4 separate regions of the Mus musculus genome follow, and regions 1, 2 and 4 are each linked to region 3. Evidence: chromatin loops called from intact Hi-C (ENCODE). Cell type or tissue: gastrocnemius. All regions are shown on one strand.

The links. Hi-C counts contacts between places; a loop is a spot of excess contacts. Peaks named below come from ENCODE experiments on the same cell type or tissue, not always from the same donor. Only the 100,000 strongest peaks of a DNase experiment are listed, where the experiment ranks them.
Region 1: a loop joins it to region 3, with 8 times the contacts of the local background. A loop is called at or near these places in 29 of 42 quality-filtered maps.
Region 2: it touches region 3 in a loop (6-fold over the local background); 13 of 42 quality-filtered maps call a loop at or near these places.
Region 4: it touches region 3 in a loop (3-fold over the local background); 6 of 42 quality-filtered maps call a loop at or near these places.

Annotation. Positions count from the first base shown.
Region 1 is chr16:44,239,967-44,244,966 of GRCm38, forward strand. It overlaps Sidt1 (SID1 transmembrane family, member 1), which reads right to left. Exons shown (of 25, transcript NM_198034.3): 24 at 3,502-3,615; 25 at 214-1,733. The coding sequence ends at 1,671. Among named protein-coding and RNA genes, the nearest start is that of Usf3, 69 kb to the left of the region's middle. In gastrocnemius, a CTCF peak has its summit at 2,823 (motif pointing right); a DNase peak (open chromatin) is centred at 2,840; H3K27ac peaks cover 2,411 bases.
Region 2 is chr16:44,297,523-44,302,522 of GRCm38, forward strand. Sidt1 (SID1 transmembrane family, member 1) reads right to left here. Exons shown (of 25, transcript NM_198034.3): 2 at 3,419-3,540; 3 at 2,280-2,450. Among named protein-coding and RNA genes, the nearest start is that of Sidt1, 33 kb to the right of the region's middle. In gastrocnemius, a CTCF peak has its summit at 2,099; no DNase peak of the experiment used is centred here.
Region 3 is chr16:44,360,135-44,365,134 of GRCm38, forward strand. All of the region lies in intron 4 of Spice1 (spindle and centriole associated protein 1), which reads left to right. Among named protein-coding and RNA genes, the nearest start is that of Spice1, 15 kb to the left of the region's middle. In gastrocnemius, a CTCF peak has its summit at 2,561 (motif pointing left); a DNase peak (open chromatin) is centred at 2,555; H3K27ac peaks cover 1,706 bases.
Region 4 is chr16:44,146,392-44,151,391 of GRCm38, forward strand. All of the region lies in intron 1 of Naa50 (N(alpha)-acetyltransferase 50, NatE catalytic subunit), which reads left to right. Among named protein-coding and RNA genes, the nearest start is that of Naa50, 9.1 kb to the left of the region's middle. In gastrocnemius, a CTCF peak has its summit at 2,838 (motif pointing left); no DNase peak of the experiment used is centred here; H3K27ac peaks cover 1,997 bases.

The DNA.
Region 1 (5,000 bases), 120 kb before region 3:
CTGCCTCTGCCTGTGCTGGGATTAAGGGCATGAGCCACAAAACCTCACTTGTTTGGAACTTTTTTTTTTTAAAGATGTTTGACTAGGACAACCATCTAATTGATAGCCTTCATATGACCCATGGAGGCCAACAAGTTTTTGAAATAACGAAGAATAATAGAAAACAAATTGCGAACGAGAGAGCATTCTAGGAAGAAAGACGGCACAAAATTATTCATGGAAATTATCTTTGAATTTTTAAAACCAGGAGAAGCTTGCTGTTCAAACGTCCAAAACACATATTTGAACACAGATATTTGAAAGAAAGAATGATAGTTTTTCAAAAAGAGGCCTGCCCCATCCACTTCCTTACTAAATGCTCAAGAGAGCACAGGTGAGGAGTAACTTCGATTTCACAAGCAAGTAGGCATGTGTGCACACACTTATATGTCTATTTTCTGATGACATCATACTCCACACAACCAGGAAGCCTGATCAAAATGGGGCTTCTCCTCGAGTTTGCCAGGTGGCATGAGAGAAGAAAGCTCGAACATTGCGCTTTTTTGTTTTTTGTTTTTTCTTTTACATCCTCCTGGGAACAGAGAATGGGATCCTGTAAGAGGTGATTAGTCATGACCTCTGTGACTCATCCAGTTGTGGGGGGAGGGAGGAGCACGTGCCCATCCTGAGTTACTGCTGGGAACTTTGGGCAGATAGTCGGGAACCCTGATCTGCGTAAGTGACAGGTTCAGGTGTGGAGGACAGCAGGGTAATCCCGGGAAAAGGCTATAATGGGCATAGATTGAGCTGTGTGTCTGGGGACCACCAAGCACGGTTGCTTTTTTGCTCCAGGATCCAGAGTCACTGAGGTGAATGCTGCCTGTCTAATGCTCAGCCACTAAGCGCTGTCCATCACTTCCACTGCTGTGGAAAGCATTTTCTCCATCTGTGTCCATCTTGGAGCTGTTAGAAGTCTAGGGAGAAAGAGGGACCTTCTAAGAAGGCCGCATCAGAGTGCAGAGTCAGCATCCAACAGTGAGATGAAGACCTGAAGAAGCAGGTAATCACCCAGGCCTTGGATCCACAAACGTTCAGAAGTGTGCATGTCTACATCCCATCCCAGAGCATTCCCAGCCCTGCCAGGAATTCCGCATTCCTTCTGAAGAGGTGACTTAGCTTGACTTACTAGAATGTCTGTCTCCAGTTGGGTGGGGACTTGGTCCCACTTCTGCACCGTATTCTGAGGAGTTCGGTCCCCTAAGAGGCCGGGGAAGAATTCGATGGTGCTTTGGCCTTCTATAGCAGCAGGTGTCTCAGAGGTGTGGAAGTGGCCACACTGAAGGTTCTAGGTGGGAGGTCTGAGTAGCTGGTTTCTCTGGTCAATATCTATGAGGATGGGAGGGGCCAGGTGGAGAAGCTGGCCTGATGCAGCTTGTGTCTAGACTGAACTCTACGTTGCAAACAGAGGTTCTTGAGCCTCCAGACTATGTCTCTGTGCGCAACAGGGCATCCCTTCTACCATTCTTGAGGTTTAGTTCAGTCCCAAGCTCTTCCTGTGTGAATTCAGACACCCTTGACTCCCTCCAGGCAGGTGGAGCGTCTGGCAGTGGGCAAGCTGCTACACTCACCGTGTTTTCCACAAAACAGCACCAAGGTGGGTTGCTCCGTCTTCCCCCTGTGATGCTGGGTGCTCAGAAGACAGGGATCTGGTCTCTCCGGACCACATCCAGGTCATCATCCAGGGTCAACAGCACCTGGAGTGAGAGGGTTGGAGATGGGAAGAGAACATCCGTGAAAGGATCTTAAACAGGAAGAAGGCACATGAGATAGAACACAGTCTATTTCACAATTGTATCTGTGAAGGTTGGGAGCTCAGGCCAGAGGATGGTAAAATACTTGGGTAAGTGTCCTGGATGGTGACTAAGGGAAATGAAGTATAGCAATCGCTGTACAAGAAGAGAGGGAGGAAGAATTTTAGAATACAACCCACAGGATCAACTAAGCAGGGATCATAGGAGCTCCCAGAGGTTATCAACAATCACAGACAGACCCTGTACGGGTATGAGCTAGGTCTTCCATATATGGTTCTTCTTTTGTTGTTTTTTGTTTTCCGAGACAGGGTTTCTCTTTATAGCTCTGGCTGTGTCCTGGAACTCACTTTGTAGACCAGGCTGGCCTCGAACTCAGAAATCCGCCTGCCTCTGCCTCTCGAGCGCTGGGATTAAAGGCGTGCGCCACCACTGCGCCCGGCCCATATATGGTTCTTGTAGGGCCACTAACAAGGGTTTGGGTGTCTCTGACTCTTTTGTGTGCTTGGGACGCCTTTCCTCCTACTGTGTCACATAGTTCAGCCTTGATATGAAGGTTTGTGCCTATTTTTATGTAACTTATTATTCCTTGTCCAGGTAACATCCCTGGGAAGCATGCTCTTTTTTGGGGGGTGGGGGTGGGGATAGAGGAGGAGTGGATCTAGGGGAGGAGGAGGGAGGAAGGATGGACTGGGAGGAGTGGGGGAAGGGGAAACTGCAGTTGGGATGTAATTTATGTAAAGAAAAAATTAAAATAAAAAGGAAGTAAGGGAGAAGGGGAAGTAGGAGGTAGGGAGGGAAGGGGAAGGGAGGAAGAGGGAGAGGGAGAGGGAGAGGGAGAGGGAGAGGGAGAGGGAGAGGGAGAGGGAGAGGGAGAGGGAGAGGGAGAGGGAGAGGGAGAGGGAGAGGGAGAGGGAGAGGGAGAGAGCACTTCAATTCCCACCCTACACAGAACCACTAGCTCCATTTTGTTATCTTTTGTCCCCCTATGGGAAAAGTCCAAGGGTCAGAGAGATTGGCTGAACTTTCCACACTGGCCACTAGAGGGAAGCCATGCTCTGCTTTTGTGTGATTGCATGGTTGGCCTCAGAGGGCTTGAAGCCATCTTGCAGTGACAACCCAGTTATCACCCCAGCCTGTGTTCAGGCACCACAGACATTTAATTAGGGGGAGGGGGAGGACTAAATGCTGACGGTGGTCATCTTCTAGAAGCATGTCTACTCATGGATACTGGGAAGGGGCACAGCAAACTACAGGGACCCTAGATTTGGAACATGCTCATTAGGTGGCTTCTCTGGGAACTTAATCTTCACAAAATCCATAGTGAGACGACTGGAGGAAGGGAAGGAAGAGAGTCTATTATGAAAAGGAGGAAGTCCACGGATGAATTAGTGAGTGCCCTAAGTGGTTCCTGGGGGAATTCTGAGCATTTAAATCCAATAACCAACTCCATCCAAGGGCACTGTGCAACTTAAGGAAAAGAGTTTGGTCACTCTGTGTGTCCAAACATTGAAAAGTAGAGGAAAATGAAAGTTATGATATCACACAAGGTTACAGTAAAACAAAACAAAACAAAACAAAAAACCAAAACCACGAGATGGTGAGTGCATTGACTTGCAATGAAGAACTGCAGGAAATAACCAGAAGGAATAAAGGTTCGAGGAGCAGAAGGGAACTGTGAGACTTAAGACAGGGGGAGACCCAGCTGACTCACCAGGAATGAGAAAAACAGGGCAGTCGCAGAGAGGAAGTGCCAGATGTCATGGTCATCAAAGAAATCCAGCAGGACACACTCACGGTTCTTCTCCCGGGATTCTGCAGGGGTCCCCTGTGGGGAAAGTGCGACAGATATAGGCAAGAATCCCATGGTTTGAGTATTTCAGGGTTTGGTTTTGAGGAAGCTACAAAAATCCTACTAAGCGCCCAGAAAGTCAGCTTTCAAGGATTGTGCATACAGTAGCTCAAAGCAACGTTTATTATAACAATGTGTATAATAGTTCCAGAATGGAGATAACTCAAATGTCCATCAAGAGATGAACGGACTGGTTACACGTACTGTACTGTGTCCCGCAGGGCAAGACTTTTCAGTAATTAGAGGACATGTTGATGCAGGGCCACTCCATGGAGGACCTAGACACTGTTACACTGTACTCTGCATGGATAAAACCAGGCTCAGGGGCACATGGTATGTGGGTCTACCTCTGGGAGAGTGGTCCTCAACTTGTTAGTCAGGACTCCTTTGGGGCTGGGGGTGGGGTCATACATCAGATCTTTCATATCAGCTATGGATATCATAATTCATAACTAGCAAAATTACAGTTATGAAGAAGCAACAAGATAATTTTATGGTCAGGGCTCACCACATCATGAGGAACTGTGTTAAAAGGTCGCAGCATTAGGAAGCTTGGGGACCACTGCTTTAGGAAATGCCCAGACTGACCACTCTATAGCCATAGAAGGCGGGGTAATGGCTGGCAAGTGCTACTACTTCAAGAAGAAACAAAATGGCTGCTCACTAGTTTTCTTTCTGGGGTCATACAACTGTTCTAAAATCAGATGTGCTGATGCTGTGGTAGAGTTGAGACTTCACGCATGTGCTTCAGACACAGCACTGGTTTTATGAGACATCAGCTTTCCTGCCTACAAGACAGACATAGAACCCTGCCCTGCTCTGCCCTGCTCCACCCCTGCATTTGATGGATGACGACTATGATGAGAGAGACCGTGACAATATGGTAATCAAGTGTTAAATATCTTCTGCAAACAGACTGTAGGAGACAGTGAAGAAGATGTTTGTGGCATCTACAGGGCTTTCAAGTTGATGTAGCATGACCTCAGTAAGGTCACTTGCTGACTAAGTGTGCTCATTAAACCTTCTCTCTTCTGAAGAAGCTGTGAATTTAGATAATGGGGAAACATAAGAAGCAAAAGAGCAAGAGAGGGAGGAAGGTACAAAAGGCATGATGAAGCAAGAACTGCCGAGAGAGAGAGAGCGAGAGAGAGAGAGAGAGAGAGAGAGAGAGAGAGAGAGAGAGGAAGAAGAAGAAGAAGAAGAAGAAGAAGAAGAAGAAGAAGAAGAAGAAGAAGAAGAGAAGGAGGAGGAGGAGGAGAAAGAGGAAGAAGAAGAGGAGGAGAAAGAGGAAGAGGAGAAAGAGGAGAAAGAGGAGAAAGAGGAGAAAGGAAGAAGAGGAGGAAGAGGAAGTGGAGGAGAAG
Region 2 (5,000 bases), 63 kb before region 3:
AGAGTTGAGCATCATGAGAAAGGAAATGCACAATGACCAAAGGTTTACATAATCTATGCCTGCCAAACAAAATAGAACCATCTGGGATTTGCCCTTATCAACCATACTCCTCCTGTTCTTGAACCCCATAAAAGGATCCCCAAATAATAGCCAAGACCTTTGAGTAGATGTGCATGGTCTGGACGCCTGACTACTAATTTCTGATCTGTACTATTGATTATCTTTTGAATAGTTTTTTTTTTGTTCTAATTTGAAGTCTGTGTACCTTTATTTCAAGAACTTGAATAAGAGGCCAAAATCTGGAAGCACGTAGCCCAGACTGCAATCACTGGTAATGCCTAAAAACCAGCCAGCCAGTCTTCTATTCCAGCTGGGATGGAGTCTCTTCCCCTTCATATACTAAACCTAGGCAAAGCCCTTAGGAACAGATCAACCCACAGCTTTGCATTCAGCGAGACTGCCTCCACCCTGGACCGTTGGGCCACAGCGTTGAGAATCCAGTGAATGAATACACGGAAGTTTACGATGTGTGGATACAGCTTGTTGGTAATGCTGTAAGTCTGACATTCCCCATAAAGCAAAAAGCTTAGCTGAAGATCAAAAAGTATTTCATCGAAGCAAAGTTTTGGTAATTTCTACATTTCAAGTGCCTTCTAAGCCAAGAAGAGAAGAGGAAGAGGTTAACTGTGAACCTCCTTGACCAGCAGTGAAGCTGCTCTTGCTTGAGACCGGTCATGCAGTCAGTCACACTGTTCAATCTTCATTTCCTCTAACCAAATGCAATGCCATTCTCTGCCCCCCAACTCCCCTTCCCTTCATATTCATTCAAGTTTTGTGAATTTCGCCTCCTACATTTTTCAAGACACCTCCTCACTTTCTACCTTGACCATTCATTGTATTAGCCTTCTAATCTCTCTGCATCCAATATTGTCTCCTTCAAACCCATCCCTCACACTACTAATCGTGCAACACAGACAACTTCATTCTCAATGCCTTCCTATGTTCCCACTACCCCATTCTATGTCCCTCCTCCCACCTAGTGGCTGCCTGTTCCTACAGTGCCCCCTCCCACCATCCCCTGCCTACAACTACCAACCCTAATGACACAGAATCACCCATTGTCATTGGGAGTTGTTGGGAAAATGACGTACATGTGTGTGAAAAGAGTTTAAAGGCACAACTGCCTCACTTTGAAGTCTGAATTAGAGTAAACAAATGCTTTGTGCAATTGAGAAGCATATTTAGGAAGGTGTAAATTTGGGACGATGTGATTTAAATGTTTTAAATTTTATTTATTAATAATAATAATTGTTATTATATTATTATTATTTTGGTTTATCGAGACAGGTTTTCTCTGTGTAGCCTTGGCTGTCCTGGAACTCACTCTGTAGACCAGGCTGGCCTCAAACTCAGAAATCCACCTGCCTCTGCCTCCCAAGTGCTGGGATTAAAGGCGTGTGCCACCACTACCCGGCAGGACGATGTGATTTAAATGGAAAGAGGAGAGAGTCTAAGAACAGGAAGCCAGAAACAGAGTTGAGCTTTGATTTTGACCTTTCTTTGTCTCTGTGAGTTTGGACATGATCCTAGCATCTCTCTGGACCTCAGAGCTGGGTGCCCATGCATCCCTCTTGTCATGGCTTCTAAGGAGGTAGACGTTTGAGGATGGATGGCTTGAGCCTAAAAGTCCGAGGCTAGACTGGCAGCATAGGTAGATTCCCGTCTCAAATAAGAACAACAAAAATCCCTGAGCATCAGCGAAACGCGTTCTCTATGCATTCTAGTCTGTCATTCTGAACTGTATGGCAGAAACTGCCATGTCAGGGCTCATTCTCAATACTTGGAGTCTGGTTCTTACCACAGCCCTCATCTGGACTCCATGACCACCATCCTCTCCTCAGGCTTGTGTGTTTCATAATGCTTGCAAGGTCTGTTTGAGGCCACAAAGCCATATTACACGAAGTGAAAACAGACAACAGTGTGGCAGAATAGATTTGCATGTCATTCGTTACCTTGACCGAATGGCTTCAGTTTCATAGCTTCCTTTCCGAGGGCTCGAACGACCTCACTGAAAAATCAGCCCTGCAATTCTTACTGGCTACCGCTAGGTGACAGTAAGAGCTCAAAGGTACAACTGGCAAAGGCAGGGCCTCCCTGAAGGTTCAAGTTGAGCTCAGGTTCGAAGAATGATCGGCTTATTGTAATGATGGCCCATGAGCTGAGTGGGTATCCACAGGCAAAACAGAGCCGAAAACCGAGAGTCATCGTCACCTACTTACGGGAGCTGGAAGTGCTTGATTTTGGTGACCAGCAACTTGTAGTGGGCACCATGGGGCGCCATGGACGCTACATCTACAAAGATCAGCTGCTCCAAAGGGCCCGTCTCATTGGTTGCTTTTGAAGGGCATAGAGTGCGGCTGACTTCCTGGTAGTTGTAGCTCCTTTGGTATCTGTAGCCGCGGGTATAGACAACATCAGCAAGGAGAAGGAGACACAGTGAACACAGCCAGGGAGAATGCTATCTCACACTACGCCCCTCTAATCTGGCTTCAAGTCCTATGCTTTCAATTTCAGGCTGGGCCCATTGATAGCAATCCTGGAACTCCTATCGTTGACATCCATCGTATGACAGGGACATAGAGACTATTATGTCCAGACCAGTATCCTTAGCAGTGTCTATATTCCATTAAGTCAGACTCCCAAGTCATTCAAGGAAAACCACTAAAATCTGAGGAAGGAACTCTTCTAATTAAGCAGCCAACGGAATCTTTTCTTTTTTCAGTTTCACTGATTTCAAGTGAAAACAATCAAACTTCCGTATTTAACACTCAAATTCCAGCAGCTTTAAAAACCATGCAATCACACTTCAGCTGCCTGTTTCTCTACACCTTCTGGGCTTTGTATGGATGCCACAGTGCTTTAATGAACTCTCCATGGCACAACAGGTACTCTGCCAGGGCAGAGAGTTCTGTTGTTTTTCATAGCGTCTTCCTGAACCTCCCTCTTGGCTCTGCTCTGTAAATACCACTGAGCGAAGAGTGCACACAGAAGAGACTTTTGAAGATGGGGTTCATGCTGCTTGTACGTCGACTGGTATGGGATGATCCATTTTCAAAAGAGGGGATAGAATATTATGATAGGCCATTGTTCAAATGGCCTAGCCACTGAAGTGCTAGACAGAATGCTCATCTGAAATTCAGAGAGAATAGAAATGTATACCACTGATCAGCCTTGGGGCATCCACTGTTTGCACTTGGCATGCACTACCCTGGCATTTGGATGCCTGAGTTCTCTTCTGGCTAAGAGGGAAAAACCAGACAAAACAAAACAGAACAAAACAAAACAAAAAACCTGGCTAAGTCTAAGGACATTGTAGAGTGTCAAATGTAGTGAAGTTGCCTGGGCGGAGAATACTTACAGTCCTTGGAAGAGCAGAGGGACCTGCCAGGACAACACTTCTTTCTGCTGGCGAACCACAACCAGGACTGGGTAGTCCAGGTTGTCAGAGGAACTGTTGACATGCACCCGCACGGCTGTCACCTGTGAGGCAGGCGAGAGCAAACTCACTGACTCCAGACATTTCTTCTCATGACAGGCACCCCAAACGCCCCAAGTTGTCTTTTATTATCCGGAGTGGGTCTCAACCTTGACCACATGTTGAAGTTGCCCCAGGAAATAATGGATGCATTGGATATAATCTGCTTAAAAATTCTGATTCAATTATTCTGTGATGAGGCCAAATTACGGAGCCTTCTCACAGCAAGCTTAGGAGTTGGAGCTGAGCAGCCGACTGACATAAGGCTTCAAGAATAACTCCAGAAGAGAAAAAGAAAGATGGATGTATTTTTTCTTATTTGAATATAAATAATATCAAAATCACAATCCCCAACACACTTCATAGTCTACAAGACCCCCCAGCTGTTGATAAACTTCGGGTATGGTAAATCATTTTGTTTCCATTCTTTTTTTTTAAACAACCCACGAGATGGTCTGTTGCTCCCTCTCCATCCTGCAGAGCGTCCCATGGAGGCTGAGTCCTTCCTGCTCAGGGGTAAACAGGTCGCTAACATAACCGTCCTCACCAGCAGCTCACAGAGCACACAGGGTGATCGTGGATGAAGCTGAGGCTGCTACTGGAGCTACAGGGCTTTGTTATTTTCCTTAAAAAATGTACAGTACCATATGAAATATAGAAAATAATGAAGGAAAATAAAGAAGAGTAGAAGAGAAACTAAAACTTACATTACACTTACTAAACGTGACATTTTAATTTATGGGTCTATTGCTTTTACTCTCTCTTCAAAGTGTCTTCATTAGGGGGCTGGTAAAATGGCTCAGCAGCCAGCTCAGTGGTTAAATCAGAATTCAGATCCCCAGAACCCAAGTAAAATTCTGAGTGGGCCAGGTTGCCTTTCTGCCTTGGGATACAGAGACAGGAGACCCCTGGAGCAAACTGACAAGAGGGATTAACTATATCCGCTTTGTCTTTGTCTTTGTCTCTGTCTCGGTGAGTAAGCTTGGCAAGTTAGTGAAGACATCTCTCATTCATTACCTCCAGATACACACATGTACACCTGCACCTACACATGCAAACATGCATGTACACAGGCATGGCGGTGGGAGGTGGGGCAAGCGCTCTCTCTCTCTCTCTCCCTCTCTCTCTCTCTCTCTCTCTCTCTCTCTCTCTGGGAAGAAAGATCTATCACACATGCGGGCTGAGAGGAAACAGACCCAGCCAGGGTGTTTTACCCTAGCACTTACTTCTCTCCGTTCTCCCTGACCAAGCCACTGCTTCACGTTTTCAGTGTTAGGACAGCCAAAGAGTTACTTATTAATTTGATAAGAAATGCATGCTCCCGAGGGAGCATTTCCTGTGCCTACAGTGTGTCTCCATGGAAATTGTGTTGCAGCTGATAATTGCTCAAATCACATCTCTAGTGCAGACCTCTTTGTTAAACCGGGATTTCTGCCGGCTCTGCCTCTCAAACTTAATGTGGCTA
Region 3 (5,000 bases):
TAATGAGGGGACAGGTGCAGGGTCTCATCTGTGGTGTGGTGATTCTCAGTCCTGACTGCACATGAGACTTCATCATGGCCAAGATGCTCCTGAGGAGGGTGGGGAACCACTGTACCTCAACTCTAAGATTCAGAGTTAGTGAAGCTAGGTGGGGAGGTTTCCCCAGTTCCCGTGTGTTTTTGTGTTCTGCAGGGTGTTAGAACTGTAGCTTTTGGTGAGATTTAGATGTTTTCTTTTACTGTCTTACTTAGTACAGTGATCTTTGGCCTCATGAACAATCTACTCCGAGGAATGTGACGGAGACTCAGTAGGAGAAGGCAAAGTGGTGGCTTTACTTGAGGTCTGACTGTAATTAATACCCAGTGTCAACAGATTAGTAAGATTATTCCTCTACTTTCTGCCTTTGTCAGTTTCTACTGTAGCCATAGCCATGTTGATTTATTATATATTTATTATATATATCCATTATAAGTTACGCTTCCTAAGCTCTTAATTATATGGACTTGGAAGATATTTCACCAAAGGTAGAAATTTGGTTCATAAGACAGTATAATATGTATTTTAATAACCCTCGAAGCATCATACAGGTTTTCAGTGTATCCACACACTAGGACATCCCTGTAGGGTGGAGGTGGTGATTAGATTCTATTGATATGCCAGTGTATCTTGAAAGTCAGTAGTTAGAAATAAATTTACCTTTTTAATGTCTAGGTTTGGATGTAGATTTGCCATAATTTATTATTGTTCTATTTGTGGACACTTAGCTTCTGGGAATAAAAGAACTCAATATAGTAACTTAAACAAAACACAGATTTAGTTCTCTCATGGAGAGCTCAGAGGTAGCTGGTAGAGGGTCCCGCAGTTCTTCAGCATCCTGAACACAGGGTGGCTGCTACAGTGTCCTTCAGTTGTTTGCAGGGCAACAGCAAGTGGAAGTAGAGAGTGTCTGCTACTCCTTTTATGCCAGCCATTGGCACTGTGTGCTGTTCTCCAGGACACTATTGCTTGGAGGCTCCTGTATTCAAAGATGGGTTGGAACTTGAGCTGCTTCCTTGATTAAAATGCAGGAGTCGGCTCAGGCATTGTGGCCCATGCCTTTAGTCCCAGCACTCATCACCAGGAGGCAGAGGCAGGTCGGTCTCTGTGAGTTTGAGGCCAGCCTGGTCTACAAAGCAAGTTCCAGGACATCCAGGGCTGTTACAGAAAAAAAACCTGTGTCAAAAACTCACCACAACCACCACCACCACCGCCACCAGGAACTTAGGAGTTGCTATTAAAGGGCAGTATTAGGGATAAGTAGTAGTGTGTGCCACTCAGATTGCATCTTATCTTGGCATGATAAATAATCCAGCAGATAGTCTTCATTGTGTTTTTGGGTACAGGCTTGTTTGTTGGGTTAATTATTAACAGAAGCACTAAGTCAAGGGCTGGTGCTTTAGCTCAGTGTTAGAGCACTTACCTAGGGTGTTTCAGGGTTTACTCTCAAGTACTGGGGGAAGGAAGAAAAGAAAACTAAGGATCAAAGAGCATGCGCATATTTTGTTTCAGTCACTAAATTTTTCTGTGCTTGTGTTGTCTGTATTTAATGGATATGATAGGACGGTAGGCATATCCCTGATACAAAGGCATGGTTGTTACCATGTTAGAAAAATAACACAGCTTATTTTCTATTGATAATTTGAAGAATTTACTACTTTTTGTTTTTAAGGCATTACCCTGTTAGGGTTTCATTGATGTGAAGAGACACCATGACCAAGGCAACTCTTAAAAGGGACAACATTCAATTGGGTCTGGCTTGCAGGTTAGGTTCAGAGGTTCAGTCCATTATCAAGGTGGGGCAGGGCAGCATCTATCTAGGCAAGCATGGTGTTGGAGGAGTTGAGAATTCTACATCATCATCTGAAGGCTGCTAGAAGACTGTCTCCCACGTGGTTAGGAGATGGGTCTCATTGCTCACTCCCCACAATGACACACTTCCTCCAACAAGATCGCACCTACTCCATCAAGACCACACCTCCTACTAGTGCCACTCCCTGGGCAAAGCATAGACAAACCACCACACACCCTCTGTCAAAGTAAAGTCATGGAGCTGACAGAGCAGTTAAGTGGAAAAACAATCTTATTAACAACTACATGCCCGGTGTCAACTATAATCAGGTCTCAAGTAAAACCCATGCTGTGCGCCATTGACGTCGCAGGAAACTAACTAAAGTGGTTAGAGTTTATTTACTATTTCTAGTGTGGGCCCTAAGCCCAGTATTCTGTACGGTGTGTGCTCTTGGCCTTTGCAGTTCTAAAGTTACTCTATGGAAGGTACAAATGGCAATCTCATTAACTGACCTAGCCGGCCGGCCCACTTGGCCATGGCAGAAAGGATAGCAGAAGAATGCTACTCACTTATATTTCTGTATTGTAAAATAGTAATTGCCATGTGATGTGATTTTCTCTATTACAGAGAAATTCCACTCAGCGTGTTTGATATTAGATGCTTTATTGATTTGAGTCAGGGTTAGAAAAGGAGCTGCCTTGATTTTAAGATTCCTTTCAGCTCAAGAATGCCATCTGGTGGCAGTAGGCAGAGTTGACTCATCTGTAGCATATGGCTTTGGGTTTTGTTGTTGTTGTTGTTGTTGTTGTTTGTATTTATTTATTTATTTAGGTATTTATTTCATTTACATTTCTAATGCTACCCCAAAAGTCCCCTACCCTCTCCCTCACCCACTCCCCCACCCACCCACTCCCACTTCTTGGCCCTGACATTCCCCTGTACTGAGGCAGATAAAGTTTGCACGACCAATGGGCCTCTCTTTCCACTGATGGCCGACTAGGCCATCTTCTGATACATATGCAGCTAGAGACATGAGCTCTGGTGGGGTACTGGGTAGTTCATATTGTTCCACCTATAGGGTTGAAGATCCCTTTAGCTCCTTGGTTACTTTCTCTAGCTCCTCCATTGGGGGCCCTGTGGTCCATCCACTAGCTGACTGTGAGCATCCACTTCTGTGTTTGCTAGGCCCCGGCATAGTCTCACAAGAGAGAGCTATATCTGGGTCCTTTCAGCAAAATCTTGCTAGTGTATGCAATGGTGTCAGCATTTGGATGCTGATTATGGGGTGGATCCCTGGATATGGCAGTCTCTACATGGTCCATCCTTTCGTCTCAGCTCCAAACTGTGTCTCTGTAACTCCTTCCATGGGTGTTTTGTTCCCAATTATAAGAAGGGGCAAAATGTCCACACTTTGGTCTTCATTCTTCTTGAGCATGTGTTTAGCAAATTGTATCTTATATCTTGGGTATTCTAAGTTTCTGGGCTAATATCCACTTATCAGTGAGTACATATTGTGTGAGTTCTTTTGTGATTGGGTTACCTCAAGATCCATCCATTTGCCTAGGAATTTCATAAATTCATTCTTTTTCATAGCTGAGTAGTACTCCATTGTGTAGATGTACCACATTTTCTATATCCATTCCTCTGTTGAGGGGCATCTGGGTTCCTTCCAGCTTCTGGCTATTATAAACAAGGCTGCTATGAACATAGTGGAGCATGTGTCCTTCTTACTGATTGGAACATCTTCTGGATATATGCCCAGGAGAGGTATTGCGGGATCCTCAGGTAGTACTATGTCCAATTTTCTGAGGAACCGCCAGACTGATTTCCAGAGTGGTTGTACAAGCTTGCAATCCCACCAACAATGGAGGAGTGTTCCTCTTTCTCCACATCCTCGCCAGCATCTGCTGTCACCTGAATTTTGATCTTAGCCATTCTGACTGGTGTGAGGTGGAATCTCAGGGTTGTTTTGATTTGCATTTCCCTGATGATTAAGGATGTTGAACATTTTTTCAGGTGCTTCTCAGCCATTTGGTATTCCTCAGGTGAGAATTGTTTAGCTCTGAGCCCCATTTTTTTTAATGTAGTTATTTGATTTTCTGGAGTCCACCTTCTTGAGTTCTTTATATATATTGGATATTAGTCCCCTATCTGATTTAGGATAGGTAAAGATCCTTTCCCAAACTGTTGGTGGCCTTTTTGTCTTATTGAGGGTGTCTTTTGCCTTACAGAAGCTTTGCAGTTTCATGAGGTCCCATTTGTCAATTTTTGATCTTACAGCACAAGCCATTGATGTTCTATTCAGGAATTTTCCCCCTGTACCCATATCTTCGAGGGTTTTCCCTACTTTCTTCTCTATAAGTTTCAGTGTCTCTGGTTTTATGTGGAGTTCCTTAATCCACTTAGATTTGACCTTAGTACAAGGAGATAGGAATGGATCAATTCGCATTCTTCTACATGATAACCGCCAGTTGTGCCAGCACCATTTGTTGAAAATGCCGTCTTTTTTCCCCTGGATGGTTTTAGCTCCCTTGTCAAAGATCAAGTGACCATAGGTGTGTGGGTTCATTTCTGGGTCTTCAATTCTATTCCATTGGTCTACTTTTCTGTCACTATACCAGTACCATGCAGTTTTTATCACAATTGCTCTGTAGTGCATCTCAAAATATTTTTAAACCATTTAAAGAGATTTAGTAATTCTCTTTAGTGTCTATTGTGGATATATATATATATATATATATATATATATATATATACACAATATATGTATATGTATATATACACACACAATATATGTATATATATATTAGAAAATTTATATATATTATATATATAATATATATATTAGAAATTTTAAATAGAACAATAATCAAGCCTTGTCCATATCTTTTTGTTTTTTTGTACATTAAAGTCCTTCAATAGAAAGTACATAGTCAGAGGCACGACTGTAATGGTGTTTAGTTTAACGATCTCTCCATAATAAAAAACCAACTTGTTTATAAATACCTAAGCATGGCTTTGTTTAATCCTAAAAGCTATACTGTGTTTTTCTAAGTCATAGGTCTGTTAGTGGATTATCAGAATACTTCAGTGGTGGAAACACCTTGAGTTTATGGCTCAAAGATTCTTATCTTTGGTATGTGTTTTTCAACTGTATACTTTATTTAATGGG
Region 4 (5,000 bases), 210 kb before region 3:
TGTCTTCAGAAGAGGGAGTCAGAAGAGGGAGTCAGATCTCATTACGGGGGGGGGGGGGGGGGTGAGCCACCATGTGGTTGCTGGGATTTGAACTTCAAACCTTCGGAAGAACAGTCCGGTGCTCTTACCCACTGAGCCATCTCACCAGCCCAGCAGTGTGCTCTTTAAAGGCAAAACCTGCAAGGGAGAAAATTTTGGGAAAACCTTAAGAAAATTGAAGAAAAGACACTAGCTACCATTTTAGCCAAGAGTGATATAAATTTTGGGTTGTGAACGCCTTTAATTCCTCCAGAGGCAAAAATAGGTGGCTCTCTGAATTAAACTCCAACCTCATCTACAGATGGAGTTTCAGGACAATCAGGGTCACAGAGAAATCCTGTCTTTAAAAAAAAACAAACAAACAAAAATTTTTGTCTGCATGTGCTGTGACTACACATGACTATTTGAAAAATAATAGAAATAACAGTTTTTAAGTAGATTTTGAGTACATATTCACTTTAGTTTTACTTTTCTGATTAAATAATTAGCATTTTCTTTTGATACAAAACTTTTATTTAGTGAAGTTGGACATTTTCTACTTTTAGTGGTCATTTGTATTTCTTGTAACTAGCTTTTTTTTTTTTTAAGATCATGATCTTTATCAACTGCCAAAACTTTAAAAATAAAAATAATGTTCTTGGAAAAAATGTAGTTGAGGGGCTGGAGAGATGGCTCAGTAGTTAAGAGCGCCGACTGCTCTTCCGAAGGTCCGGAGTTCAAATCCCAGCAACCACATGGTGGCTCACAACCATCTGTAACGAAATCTGATGCCCTCTTCTGGAGTGTCTGAAGACAGCTACAGTGTACTTACATATAATAAATAAATCTTTTTTTAAAAAAATGTAGTTGAGCTGGACGGTGGTGGTGCATGCCTTTAGTCCTAGCACTTGGGAGGCAGAGGCAGGCGGATTTCTGAGTTCGAGGACAGCCAGGGCTACACAGAGAAACCCTGTCTTGAAAAAAATCGAAAAAACAAAAAGAAAAAAAGAGAGAGAGAGAGAGAGAAAATGTAGTTGAAACATTCAGATCAGTTTTATGGAGCAAGAAGTTGGAAGCTGAGTCTAGATCAGTATCCATCCATAGGAATGGCTTTATTATATATTATGCAATGCTAAGGTGTTTGATTTGTAAGACTGTACAACTGGGATTTTTGATGTTGCTTGTTTTGAGATTTTGTAGCCTAGGCTGGACTTGATCTTCAGGACCTCTGCCTCTAAGTGCTGGCATTACTGATGTGCCTGCTATACTCTAATCCTGCTGAAGGGTTTTTAAACAGAACAGAAATCAAACTTTTTTTAAAATCCTGATTTATCTATATTTATTGTGATGGCATTCTCTCCTTGCCTCATATTACCTTCTTCCATTAATTATACTTTTCAGAATTCAAGCTGAAATAATGGCTTGAGCTGTCCTGCAAAAGGAAAAGTATGGGAATCATAACATTAAAGAAATGGATTTAATAAGTATTAAAATAGAACATAAAGTGTAGGTTTCTATCTGGCAGAAGAGGCTACTCATCTCTATGATCATGTGAAAGGGTCAGGGACAAGATAAACCCTTCATAGGCATGGCTCCAAGTACCTATTTCCTCTAGTTAGACCTAGCTTCTCCTAGTCACCCATTCAGTGTGAATCTGTTAGTGAAGTTAGAATCCCTGTGGTCCAGTACCTTTCAGTAACCCTACTACTTGGGGACAACTCTTGAACATATTCAATCATGATACATAAAGTATACCTCAAAACTAACTTTCTATATTGTCTGAATCGAGCTGTAATTGAATAAATGAGGCTATTCATGAAAGTAGAGAAAAGAGATAGCCTCCAATGGGCAAAAGCTAGGGATCTGATGATGTGCAGCCCCAAGGAGTATCCAATCTAAAATGCCAGCAGTTACATATTAAGAGGCCTTACTTTAAACTCTAGATGAGAAGCCCAAACCTATCAACTGACTCTTTGATTTACTGACAATACTGTCTTACATTTTGGAGTTTGGTAGAGAAGATAAGTGTAAAAGTTAATGCTTAAGTAGGGCTTGTCGGTCCACTTTGGAAGAGGATTGGTAGTTCGGGGTCATGCTAAGCTGCAAAAAACAAGTCCCAGGCCAGCCTTGGCTACAAGAGATACTGTCTTTAAAGTTTAAAGGAATTGGGAGAGGGGAGGACAGACATAGTAATAGAAATTTCAGTAATCGAAAAAGAAAAGCCTTTTGAGCAGTTAGTATATTCAAGCCATGTTTTTGACCTTTCATGTCATTTACTGAAAGTCAGGGTTAAATTAAGTCCTATTAATCAGGAAGGGGAGAAATCTATTTTAATATCTCAAAATTTTTTACTGACCTTAGTCATACTTTGACCTCTGCTAAAATATACTTTGAGTTTGATGTAGATGCACCCTTATGGGGCATGTATCCCTCTCTCTAACCTTAAGGAATACAGGTGATTCCTCTGAGGGAATATGATAGAGTGGATCTCTCAGTATAATGAAAATTCCTAGAAATGCCCAAGTATACCTTTATTTGTAAATATTTTCTACAGGCGCATTCTCTGTTGGAGCGTTAATTTAATCTCTGGGCTCAGAGGTTTCTATGGCACCTTCAACAAAAAATACTGAAAATCAGATTAACTAGTTACAATTTTGTTCCAAGATAGGTTCAATAGGTAGCCATTGAATGAATAAGCAGGTATAGGGAGTTTCTCTGCATTTATTTTTGCTGTTATAAGTAAGTCAGACCTGGGTGGGGGGTGGGAGGTCATTTTTGTGGAGTCATATCTCCATCTTGTGGTCTCTCAGAATATTGCCACTAAATTTGTTTTAAATTTTTGAGCATAATTGTATTATCTTAATAACTTGATACATTTGGGTGTTTTCTACAGTTTGGTCTCTCTAAAACTCACCCTGAAAACTGAGTTCCCATCTAAACAGTATTGAGAAATGTGAATGGCAGGTGGTTAAGTTATAGGGCTCTGTGCTCCTGAATGAATTGAAACCTTTGTTACTGTTACAGAGTCTGTTATAAAAAAGAAGAGCGGAGATCTTTTCCTCCCTATTCTTAAATTATGTGGTGACTGTTAATATAACAAGACCACCAGCCAGATGTGATCCTTCAGTCTTGCATTGCTCTCTAGAACTGTGAGCTACATAAACTTTTAGTCATAAGTTTGCTCACCCTGTGATGTCCTATTGCATCAGCAGACAGTGACCCAAAAGAGTGCTTATTATCTAATGGATGCATAATTTTACAACATGGCTTACAAGAGCTGGTCTGGGCCATGAATTTGTACTGCAAAACTGGAGAGACTTGACACAGGCTGATGATCCCTGGAGCCATACTGTCCTAAAGACTATAAATATCTATATGCATTTTTGTATTTTCTGTTTGATTTTATTGCAATCCCTAGTCTAGTAATTCTTAAATGAAGATGACGTGGGGTTTGATTGCTATAGATTTGAAAATCAGAAAACAATGTCACATTATTTAGTTGAGCTAAGAAAAGTTTTGTCCTCATAATTGCTGTCTTTGGCTTTCTGTAATTCGGATTGTAAACTTGAGTACCAGTAGGAATGATATAGATGAGAGATAGATGAGTAAATCATAAGAGTCTTCTCGTGTGATTTAAGTTGGCAGCCACTTGAAAGGAACAAGGGATGGGTCAAATGCTCTGATCACTTGTCTGACTTAAGTTTTAGGCCAACAATATAGGGTTCTTGCTCTTACTTCTGAAATTCATAAGTTCCTTGTTTTTGTTTTGTTTGTCTGTCTGTGTGACCCTGGCTGTCCTGGAACTCACTCTGTAGACCAGGCTGGCCTCGAACTCACTCTGCCTCCCAGTTCTGGGATTAAAGGAATAAGACACCACCGCTGGACTCTTCTAGTATTTCTATAGTGTGTTGGAAGTAACAATTCTCAAAAGTAGTCTGTTACATTATCATTTTATGTAAAAAGTCTTGAAGTACATTCTCTCTACGACTTTTTGCTTGTTTTGACTCATTTAACACCAGCATTGCTTTAAGTCACGTTTGGTAATATTTAAACTTAAGCACATAAAGATCTTTTAAGGTCATTATTTCCTTAAAAGTGACACTAATGAAAGATAACATTAGAATGAAGGCTCAGTGGAATCACCTTGGATTTAATTTCTCTCACAAATATCCATACAAGGTATACATACATGTAATATGTATTTGTTGTACAGATTTGCACCAAAAGCAGACTTAATAACTGGACGGCTTGATATAGTTGGAGGTTGAAATGTTAAAATTTGAAGATTTTTGTTTACAAAAATAAGATGTATATGTGAATGCATTTCTGTCTTTCTACAATGTTAGAATTTATTAACATTGAATTCACAAGGTTTAATGATTTCAGTGGCAGCAATTTGCCAGGTAGTCTGGTTAAAGTGAATGCAAAAGGTTTTTTGTTGTTGGTTTGATTTTGAGATGGTTTTTCTATATAGCTGTGGCTGTCCTGGAATGGCTATGTAGACCATAGTGAACTAGACCTCAGAATTCCTCTTTGCCTCTGCCTCCCAAGTGTTGGAATTAAAGGTGTATGCCATCATGTCTGACAGATGTAAGTTCTATAAATTCACATCTAAATTGTTAGTGTAGGCTTATCACATAGCAAGTAATGTTTACATATCTAATTATGTGTATATATGTGGTTTGTACAATGAATACAAGTCAGAGAGGCTATAACAAAAGTTGAGGTTTCAGAAGTGAGCTAAGCATCTGTATTGATAATAGCAAAACAAACCAGGGAGTTGCTTCTGGGGTCCAGCTTTGAGAGTTCAGCATCAAGATGGAAAACTGAATATGATCTAAACACAGGGAATGTGAAAAGGTGGACAAAAACCAAAGCTCCAGGGACAGTCTGAAGTCCTCTGACTGTTGGTCCTTTATACACATACAAAGGTTGGGGGGAGGTATATAAGGTGATAGGTTAAAATGGGGCTGTGATATCAG